Regions from separate parts of the Mus musculus genome. Here region 2 is linked to region 1. A link is a contact called in ENCODE Hi-C or POLR2A ChIA-PET data. All regions are on one chromosome and are shown on one strand. The core of a region is the stretch at or near the end of the contact, and the rest is flanking DNA. Distances in the headings are between cores, read along the strand shown.

The links. A loop is a pair of places that touch in the nucleus more often than their neighbours do. ChIA-PET counts read pairs that join two places held with the same protein, here RNA polymerase II (POLR2A).
Region 2: a map of T-helper 17 cell shows a loop between it and region 1 (1.8-fold over the local background). The contact joins the promoter of Elmod3 here to the promoter of Capg in region 1. A Hi-C loop is called at or near these places in 1 of 37 maps with a recorded cell type or tissue (T-helper 17 cell). POLR2A ChIA-PET finds 5 or more read pairs at or near these places in 3 of 5 experiments (Patski and embryonic stem cell).

What each region holds. Positions count from the first base shown.
Region 1 is chr6:72,545,981-72,550,760 of GRCm38, reverse strand. It overlaps Capg (capping protein (actin filament), gelsolin-like), which reads right to left and starts at 1,488. Exons shown (of 10, transcript NM_001042534.3): 1 at 1,260-1,488.
Region 2 is chr6:72,595,756-72,601,010 of GRCm38, reverse strand. Elmod3 (ELMO/CED-12 domain containing 3) reads left to right here and starts at 2,598. Exons shown (of 12, transcript NM_001253692.1): 1 at 2,598-2,689. It overlaps Retsat (retinol saturase (all trans retinol 13,14 reductase)), which reads right to left and starts at 2,409. Exons shown (of 11, transcript NM_026159.5): 1 at 2,215-2,409; 2 at 1-38. The coding sequence starts at 2,383.

The DNA.
Region 1 (4,780 bases), core at 239-2,738:
CACCACCTCACAGGCAGCCTCTGTGTCTTTCACTGGGAACGGGAAGCATGCCGGGAACCAGACCCAGGGCCACAGGGCACAGCTGGAAAATGCTCTACCACTGAGCTACATCACAGCTGGCCACCTCTGCTGAGGACTCCGTTTTCCCCCATTGTGCCACAATGTGATGAGTTTTAGGGGCTGGCTTTCTCCCCGAGACATGAAAGCACCTTTGGAGCAGGAAGCTGAGTTTGCCTATGGACCTTTGGACACACCTGACTGTGCCCGGAAAAGTGTCTGATTGTCCTAACTTGCTGAGATCCAATGACTGGACTAGATGAAAACCAACGGGATTGCTTAGGATCTCGACATCCAGGCAAGGCCTGGAGCAGCCTTGAAGCAGAAAGCCAGAGGGCAACGAGGCCCATCTGACTGTCGTGAGCAGTGGGGGGGAGGATGTGTGCCCTGCTGGCTAACTCTGGCTAGAATACCTTTTAAGGACACACTGGGGGCTTAGAAGTGGAGTCCACTCCTACCTCCAACAAAATGCTTGATCCTATCAATGTGCATCAGTGGCCCAGTACTGAGGAAAACTGGGGCTATTTTTGCCCTCTTGGACCCTGACTCACAACAGGTCACTTCCCCTCAAAGACCATATCCGCCCCGTTAGTGTGAGCTGAAATAGCGGCCCTAGGGAGGAAATAGAGGGCCAATTCAAGAAGCCCAGGACTTTCTGACTGTGGCCAATGTCTCTTAGAAGTGGGAACAGCAGTGGCTCTGAACCCCCAGGACAGGCCAAAGCAGATCCCGCTCCCCACACCCCCAGATTCTACCTTCATCTCTCTCCACACTGGTCCCCAGCCAACCCTCTAACTGGGGGCTGGCTGACTGTCCCTCAAGTAGCTGAACCTACCTTGTTCCTTCTCAGTTCCCTTCCTTCCAGTTGTCTGGGCCCAGGATAGTGCTATCTTGGGGACAGACACCACCAGATCTGAATTCACCTCCCGACAGGTTGATGGCTTCTGGGGATCTCTCAGGTCTGACACCACCTCCTACAGACCAGGATGAGCCCAGACCCTTCAGCTCCTCCCCAGCAGCTAGAACACATCCCACCCACACCCACTCAAGACTCTGCAGCTGCAAAACTACAGCTAATGACCTGAGCTGACTTACGCCTGGGGACACCGTTCCCACCTGTTCCCGGACCCTAGCAGCCAGCCCTCACCTACCCACTCATGAGAGTCCTAGTCCCTTCTCTACAGAGCCCTTCCCAGTTTTACCTCTCCACGGGCCTTTTCTTCTCAAACTCGTCTCAGCTTGCCCCTCGATAGCTAGCTTCTAACTTCCCTCTTCGCCACTGGGCTGCCCCACCCACCTGCCCCACCCATGGGGAGGCTCAGTACTCAGAAGTCTAAGGGCTCAGGAAAGCCAGCTCCAAGGCTGGGCCATGCGGATGGAAGGCTGCTATTTCTCAGACATGGTCACTGGGAGGTTAAAGCCTGACTAGGTCTCATCACAGCGGCCTCGGGCAAGGCAGATTCTGAACAATTTAAAGAGTCAGACCAGCAAGGAAAGTCCCATTCCACTCACTAGCCCCGGCAGAGGCCTGAGTCTGCTCAGGCCCTGCTGTGGCTGGTTAGTCACTTTTCCTGGGTTGGGTCACTGGCCCTACACTACTTTTTCCTCCTCCCCCTGACTAGTTGTCTCATTGCCCTGAGTACATGTGATGATGACCTACTCCTTCTCCCTCCTCCTCTTCCTCCTCCTCCATTCCCCTTCCCCTCCTCCCTCTTCCTCTCCTTCCTCCTTCCTTCTCCTCTTTCTCCTTTTGGTTTTTCAAGACGGGGTTTCTCTGTGTAGCCTTGGCTGTCCTGGAAATCTCTCTGTAAACCAGTCTGTTTTTGAAGCAAAGTTCCAAGAGAGTGTTTGAGGCCCTGACACATTCTCTCTCTGTGTGTGTGTGTGTGTGTGTGTGTATGTGTGTTCATTTTGGTGTTTTGTTTTCGAGACAAGCTCTCATGTAGTCAGGCTAGCCTCTAAAGGCAGCTCAAACTGGTCTTGAACACTTGACCCTTCTGATTCCCGGATGCTGGGATCACAAAAGTGCACCATCGTGACCAACTGTTGTTTGGTTGTTTTACTGAGACAGCGTCTCACTTTGGCACCCAGGCTGCTATGAAACTAAATCTGTAGCCCAGATTGGCTTCAATGCTATGAGAATCCTGCCTCTGCTTCCTGAACACTAGTGATTTACATGTAATGAGGCACCACACAAGGTGTCTTGAAACATGAAGTCTCTCTATGCCCCTTAGCTAGGCATGGTGGCTCTTGCCTTTAATCCCAGCACTCGGGAGGCAGAGGCAGGTGGATCTCTTGAGTTCCAGGACAGAGGGCATATGGTTTCAAGCTCAACCCAAAGCAACAGCCGCTCCCTTCGCACAGTCACAGGACCATAATATAGAATCAGTCTGATCTAACTTGCTGGCCCCAGGAAAGCCTTACCCTGGGGCACAGCCCGAAGTCACATAGAAAACAGGACGCTCAGTCAAGGAGGCTCTTATTCCCTCCTAATCCCTAGGTCAGCAGTTCTCAACCTCCCTAATGTGTGACCCCGCAATACAGTTCCTCATGTTGTGGTGACCCCCCCAACCATAACATTATCTTCCTTCTACTTCATAACTGTCATTTGCTACTGTTATAACTCGTAATGTAAATACTTTAGAGATAAAACTTTGCCAAATGATTCATGACTCACAGGTTGAGAGGTTCAGGAATATTTGCACCTAAGGAGCAGCTACAGTTGGGTGACTCAATGTCCAGGGACCCTGACAGGCCCATCCTGGAAGAATGTTAGTCAACAGTCAGATCCATAAGTCCACTAAGCCATAGAGTTTAGTGTTCAGAGTCATGGCCCTGGCCCAGGTAGCACCGAAGCAAGCTTGCTAATTATCCAACCATCAGACCAGCCTAACCTATCTCGGAGGCTGCTAGGGGAAAGCCTGGAGAAAACAGAGCACAGAGTGGATATGGGGAGTTGGTATTTGCTTGCTCATTTGAGACTGAGCCTGAAGACATAACTCAAGCTAGCCTCAAATGTGTGATCCTCCTGCCTCCATCTGAGGACTGGGATTACAGTGTACACCCCCATGCCTTCTAGATAAATGTGTTCTGTGTGCTAAAATACCATGAGAGAGAGAATTAACTGTTTTCTCAACATTAAATGCAGTCACTGGGACGGTTCAGTGAGTAAAAATGCTTGCTCTGCAATGATGGCCACAGTTCGATCCTCAGAACCTATAATAAAAGGACAAAATGGTTCCTGAAAGATGTCCCCTGAAATGGTAGATACAGCTCAGAGGTCAAGAACAACTGCTGCTCTTCCAGAAGACTGGAGTCTGGTGCCCAGAAGCCACATCTGGCACCTCACAATGGCCTGCAACTCCAACTCTAAGGGTCTGACTCCCTCTTCTGGCCACAGAGAGCACTGCACTCACATTTGAATATACAGATAAATTACACTACACTATTGAGTTTTGTCAACCTGACACAAATCTAGACATATCTGGGAAGAGGGTTTTCTAATTGAGAAAATGTCTCTGTAGGACTGGCCTATAGGCACGTCTGTGGGTCATCACCTTGATTACTGAGCAACATGGGAGGGCCCAGCTTACTGTGGGCAGTGCCATCCTTGAGCAAGGTGGTCCTGGATGTTAAAAGAAAGCAGACTGAGCAAGCCACGAGAAACAAGCCAGTAAGGAGCCCTCCTCCATGGCGTCTGCATCAGCTCCTGCCTCCAGGCTCCTGCCCTGACTTCTCTCAGTGGTGAACTGTTACCTGGAAGTGTAAAATGAAATAAACCCTTTCTTCTCCAAGTTGCTTTTGAGCATGGTGTTTTATAACACACACACACACACACACATACACACACACACACACCTTTCAAAATAAATCAAAAGAGATTTAGAAAGAAAGTTGTCCTCTGGCTGCCACATGTGCTGTGACAACCACCCACATATGATGAATAAGTAAAACTTAAAAAAAAGGAAATGTTCTCTGTAAACAGTTTGTGGGGCTGGAGTGATGGCTCCATGGTTAAGAGCAGTGGGTGCTCTTTCAGAGACTCAGGCTCCATCACCAGCACCCTCACGGAGGCTCCCAACTGTTTGTAACTCCAGTCCCAGGGAATCTAATGCTCTCTTCTGGTCACCTCAAGTACCAAGCACACACACTGTGTACATACATTCATACATGCAGACAAAACACCCAGACACATTAAATAAATAATAAACAAAACAATAAAACACAGCTTTTAGCTGGCATCCAAGTGTTTCTATGGTCAAACGACAGTCTTGACACCAGGGTAGTCTGAGCTAAGATGTCAGCAAAGCCTTGTCCCTGACAGAACCACAGACTTGGTAGAGAGCTTAAAGAGAGAGAAAGGTTACAGGTTGGTCTTAGCTGGACGGGGGGGGGGGGGCGGCGGCTTTAATCCCAACACTGGGAAGGCATCGGCAAGTGGAACTCTATGAGTTCAAGGCCAGACTGGTCTACAGAGCAAGTTCCAGGGCAGTCAGAGAGAGACCGAGTTGGCTTTCAGGACTGGGGATATATATATATATATACATATATATATATATATATATATATCAGTTAATAGACTGTTCACATAACATCATGAAGCCCTGAGATGGATCACAGCATGGAATAAAAACAAAGAAGACCAGGAAGATGGCTCTGCCAGTAAAGACACTACTTCCAAGCCTGAAGACCTGAGTCTGACATGGTGGGAGAAGAGACTGTA
Region 2 (5,255 bases), core at 1,349-3,848, 49 kb before region 1:
TGCATCCAGCTTCTCTGGTACTCGGCTGACTGAGAAAGCTGTAGAAGGGAGGAGAAGGGTGAGCTTCTCAGACGAGGGCAGGAAAGTCAAGTCAAAGAAGCCGGGGTCCTTCTCTAACGTGTACTCGGTAAGAAGTCTCTACGGCTGCTGGGCATGGTGGTGTACTCCTGTGATGGGAGCACTTGAAAGGTGCATTAGGAGGCCAAGATCATCCCACAGGAGGCCAGCCTGGGCTCGTTAGACCCAGTCTCAAAACAAGAGGGAAGGCAGACCTTTCTTTTAAGGTAGTTTATTTACTCTTGACTAAGATGTCTCAAAACATTCTACCAGGGAATACCTCGGACCAGACAGGCAGGTTAAGCAGTGATGAGTCTTAACCCCTACAGTGTACTTGAGGGATTTGATACCTTTCAAAGGAAGTAGGACTGACTCAGCTAGCTACTGTAGAACAAAACCAGAAAGATGGCAACTGCACAGGGCTGTAACGTCAGTTCTGTGAATGCAAGCGAGGAAAGAAAAGGCAATAAGGCTCAGGGTGGGGGCTGGGGACGCTGGTGGTTCAGGGAACTGGGTTTCTTTGGAAGAAGCAAGGTCTCTGAGTGCCAACGGAGGTGGAGCAGGCAGAGCTGCTCAGAGGCTGCTACTCTGAGAGGTCACAGCACCAGCCTCAGAAAAGGAGGAAGGTTGGTGTGCCGGGAACCTCACAGAACCAAACTGGAATGCACGGTCAACACAAGACCTGGGATTTGTTGTTTTCTCCCAGTCTTTTACTTCCTTTCCTCCTTTATTTACTTACTTTCTTTGATTTTATTGATTCGTGTTTTTTAAGACACACGGTTTCACTACACATGTAGCCCTAACTGGGCTGGAACTCCCTATGTAGAGATCCACCTGTCTTTTCCTCCCCAGCGCTGGGATCACAGGAATGTGCCACTATGTCCAGTAAATCTGCTCATTAAACATCATTGCCCAAGGCCAAGTGTTCACAGCTTTAGTCTCAGCACTCAGGAGGCTGAGGTGGGAGGATCTCAGTGAGTTCAAGGCCAGCCTGGTCTATATAGCAATAGCAAGTTCCAGGACATCTAGAACTATAGAGAGAAACACTGTCTCAAACAACTAAAAACTAAAAAAAATAAAATAAAAAAAAAATCTCCATCCAAGCCATGGTGGCTCACATCTGTAATCCCACCATTTGTAATCTCTTGCTGATGGTGGTTGGAGAATCACTGTGAATTTGAGACACACTTGTCCTGTATAGCAAGTTATAAGCTAGCCTGGGCTACAAGTATGAGACCTGCCTCTCCCCCAATCCACAAACAATAACAATAATAAAATAACTGGGTGTGGTGCCTCTTAGGAAGTAGAGGCACAAGGATCAGGAGTTCAAAGTCAGTCCCCAAAAAATAGTGCAGTTAAGGCTAGCCTAGGCTTGGCTAAAATTTACAAGTCAGAGGCTCCTGGAGGTCAAAGAGGTGATCCTTGTTTGTTTTTTGAAAGTTTTGCATTTGGGGGTTTTGGTTGTTTTGGGGTTTGATGTGTGCATTTAGACAGGGTCTCATTGTGTAGTCCAAACTGGAATTAAATTGTTGCACCACTATGCCCAGCTCCAACACTTCCGTAAAACGTTGAAAGGCAGACATGCTGGTGCATGCTTGTAATCTATCTCATCATGCTGGGGACAGAAGAAGAGGGCTGCTCCGGGTTTGAGCCTGGGCTGCGAAGAGAGTTCAAAGCCAACTCCAGTACAAAAGTGAGACCAGTCTCAAAAACACAAACCTTGGGAGCACTCTACACGTGCTTTAGAGATGGTTCACTGGAGAGTGGAGTTCTTATCCCTAGCCAGTACTGAAATTCCGAAGTTATTATCAAGCTTCAGTTCTATGAACTGGACTACATTTTGCCTGCAACCCGCTTGTTAGGAAAACTTTCAGTGCTGCTTCCCTGTGCCCCCGAGCATGCACAGAAGTATAGGGAAAAGTTGGCTCCAGACCCAAGTAGGGGAAAGGTCTCTTATTCTGTGTAAGCCGTGAGCTGAAAAGATTCCAACTGGCGGGGCTGGAATTTGGCGTGCCAAGGGTAATGCCTGCACCCTTTCAGAAGCAAAGAACACTAAATTATGGAACCTCTGTGTGCAAGAGAAGTTTTCCCAGCACTTTACTAATGGGGAGACATGAGCAGAAGGCCCGAGAGCAGGCCTGAAACCCATCAGTTGACCTTGTTTGAGAACTTTCTTCCTAGCCTCCTTGTCGGTCACCAGGGGTTCAGGCGGTCGCTTGACATCCTCGGCGAAGGGGTTCGGGGAACTTGCAGCGTAAAGGCCCACGTAGACCCTGTGGAGGATCACCAGCAGCAGCACGGCCAGCAGCAGAGCAGTGATCCACATGTTGCTGCCAGGGCTCGGAAGACCGCGTCCTTTCCCCGCTGAGCTCGGCTTTTATAGCTGAGGCCCCGCCCCTCTAGTTCGTCCTTGGAGTAATACCAGACTTGGAGGAGCCGAAGCATTTTGACTCACGCCTGCTCAAAACTGATGAAGATTGTCCATTATGGACCTCCGTATGATCTTTGCAGAGCAGGAGTTCAATTGCCTAATGGGAAATGTAGTTCTAGCGCGAGACAGGCGACACTGCACGGCTGCGCGAAAAGGGGGATGTGGGATCCCCCCCTTACCGGAACGCTGGGGACGCGTCCGGTGAGCAAGGGGTCTGGTGAGGGAGGTGAGGGTGAGGAGGACGATGTCTGGTGGAAATGGTCACCGCGGGACCACAACAAGGATGAAAGTTGCAGGTCTGAGAGAGATCCTGTCTGGGAGGCAGAGAAGACCTGGGTTCTGGTGCCTTTTCCGTGTTGGATTCGCTGGAACCTCGGAGGCAGTTCATTGCTTTCCTCCCCTCTCCTCTTCCAAGCAGTGACAAAGTTTCTGTGCCCACACAGCCTCTGTCTGGGTATCTGAGTTGAGACCTTGTTGAGACCTGCACAGGAGCTCTCCTAAACCTGTGTCAGCCCAGGACTGGCAGCCTCACACCGACGTTATCCCTAGGTGGATTCCCCTAATCGTAACTACTCTATCAGGCTCTCAAAGTGCAAGCCACCTAGGACAAGCCTCAAGAAAGACTAAGTCAAGGATCATCCTGTGTGTTTATTTGCATTTAAGGACGCACCAGCTTCTAAATCAGCTTTTCAGAGAGTTTAAGCTCCAGCAGACAGTCTAGATATCCTACCATCTTAATGTTGCCCTTTGAGGAAAGTAGGTCTGAAATACGTACTTGACTTAAGAGGGATTTGTTTGTATAGGAGGCCCATTTCCTCAGGTACCCACTATCAGGAGGAATGACTTCGTAACTTTGAGTGTTTTGTCCTTGTTTTAGGCCCCAGCGGTGCTCCAGTCCGGTATGTAAAGCAGGTCATGCTTCTATGCTACTTGGTTCGTTTTCCCCACAGTAACAGGAGAGCCTTCCCGAGACTTTGTCAGTCCTACCTGTGACCCTGCCAGGTTATCTGATGTGTGTGTATCTTATGCTGTCATTTAGGCCGAGATGGAAGGAAAGGAAAAGAGAGGTAGATGCTGAGGTTCTGGGGAGGGGGGGGGGGAGCTAGTTCCTGGGGTGTTTCAGGGAGGACGTTACCACCATCCTCTCTAGATCACAGGCAGCCAGGCGTCGAGCCCAAAAGCTGTTTGTTACTGGCAGTCAGTCCTTGGGGAATGTAAATCATAGTCCCCTAGTGGAGGACTGGCTCCGTGGAGGGCCTCCCCACTGACTTAGTCCTCTGAGTCTGTGAAGTATGACTGTCAGTTGTGTGAGAACCATCCACTCTCATTTTCCCCCTCGATATCAGGGGTTGAGCCTCCTTTGCTGCCACTAGGTTACAGTCCCAGCCTTTCCACACTGACTCTCTGGTGTGTGGGTGTGAGCATGCATGCCCATATAGGAACAGAAAGATCAGGGGGACTGTAAATTGCCTGTTCTGTCACTCTGTGCCTTCTACCTTTGAAGTTGGTAGAATTGCTTCTCTGACTGAATGTGGAACTAGGCCCAGCAACCAGCAATCCTTTTAATTCCATCGACCAGAGTGCTAGGGAGCCAAACTCAGGTTTTTACCCTGAAGCAAGCCCTCCTGCCCACTGAGTCATCTTCCCAGCCCCTTGTGTGTGTGTGTGTTTTTTTTTTTTTTTTTTTTTGGTTTTTATCTGGGTGAGCAGAGCGGTGTGTGCCATGGTGCGTGTGTGGAGGTCAGAAGACAATTGCTTCTTTATTTCTACCAGTCTTCTAGGTCCCTCTAGGGACTGAACTTAGGTCATCAAGTTTGCTGGCAAGCACCTCGACCCACTGAGCCATTTCACCTGCCCTTGCTTTGTTTTCTGTTGAGACAGAGTCTTGCTAGGTAGTCTTAACTGACCTGGAACTCTATGTAGATCAGGCTGCCCTCAAATACACAGTGATTCTCCTGCCTCTGCTTCCAGATTTCTAGGAATCTGGGCATACATTCATGCGGGCATACACCACCATGTTGAGGATGATCTCTGGTTTTTATTTTTTTTTTTTCAGTTGTGGGGACTGAACCCAGATGTCACTTGTGGTAAGCAATAGCTTTACCTCTGATCTGTATCCCAGGCCTTGTGTTTTGTTTTGACTCTCTCACATCAATCCGTCCCCCTAAGACCTAGAGGTGCTCGCTCATGAGAAGGCTGTCTCCTCGTGACACAGACTTTTGATGTGATGGGGTCTTTGTCCAGCCCTCTTCCTGAGGCAGGCACCATAAGATGAAAGAACAGGACTTTTGTCTCCACCCTTGAGAAGTAGAAGCAAGCCTCAGCTACATAGCAAGGATGAGGCCAGGCTGAAGAACGTCCATAAGAACTTCTCTGTATATCTGAGTCCTTATAGAGAGGGAGAGAGAGAGGGGGAGAGAGAGAAGGGCTGGAGAGATGCTCACTTAAGAACATCTTGCAGAGGACCAGAATTTGGCTCTCTGCACCTACATGGCAGCTCTCAACCATGTGTAACTCCAGCTCCAGGGAATCCAATGTGTTATGGACATCTGCACATACATGGCAGACACACCCACACACACCCACACACACCCACACACACACAGAGGAGTACACAAATGAAAATAATACACTTTTTAAAAAATTGGGTGTGGTAGCACATACTTGTAAGCCCAACATTAGGAAGGAGAATGGGCAGCTCTCTAAAGCTCACTGGCTGGCCATCCTAACCTGCTCATCTGGTTCCAGGCAAATAAAAGAGATCTTG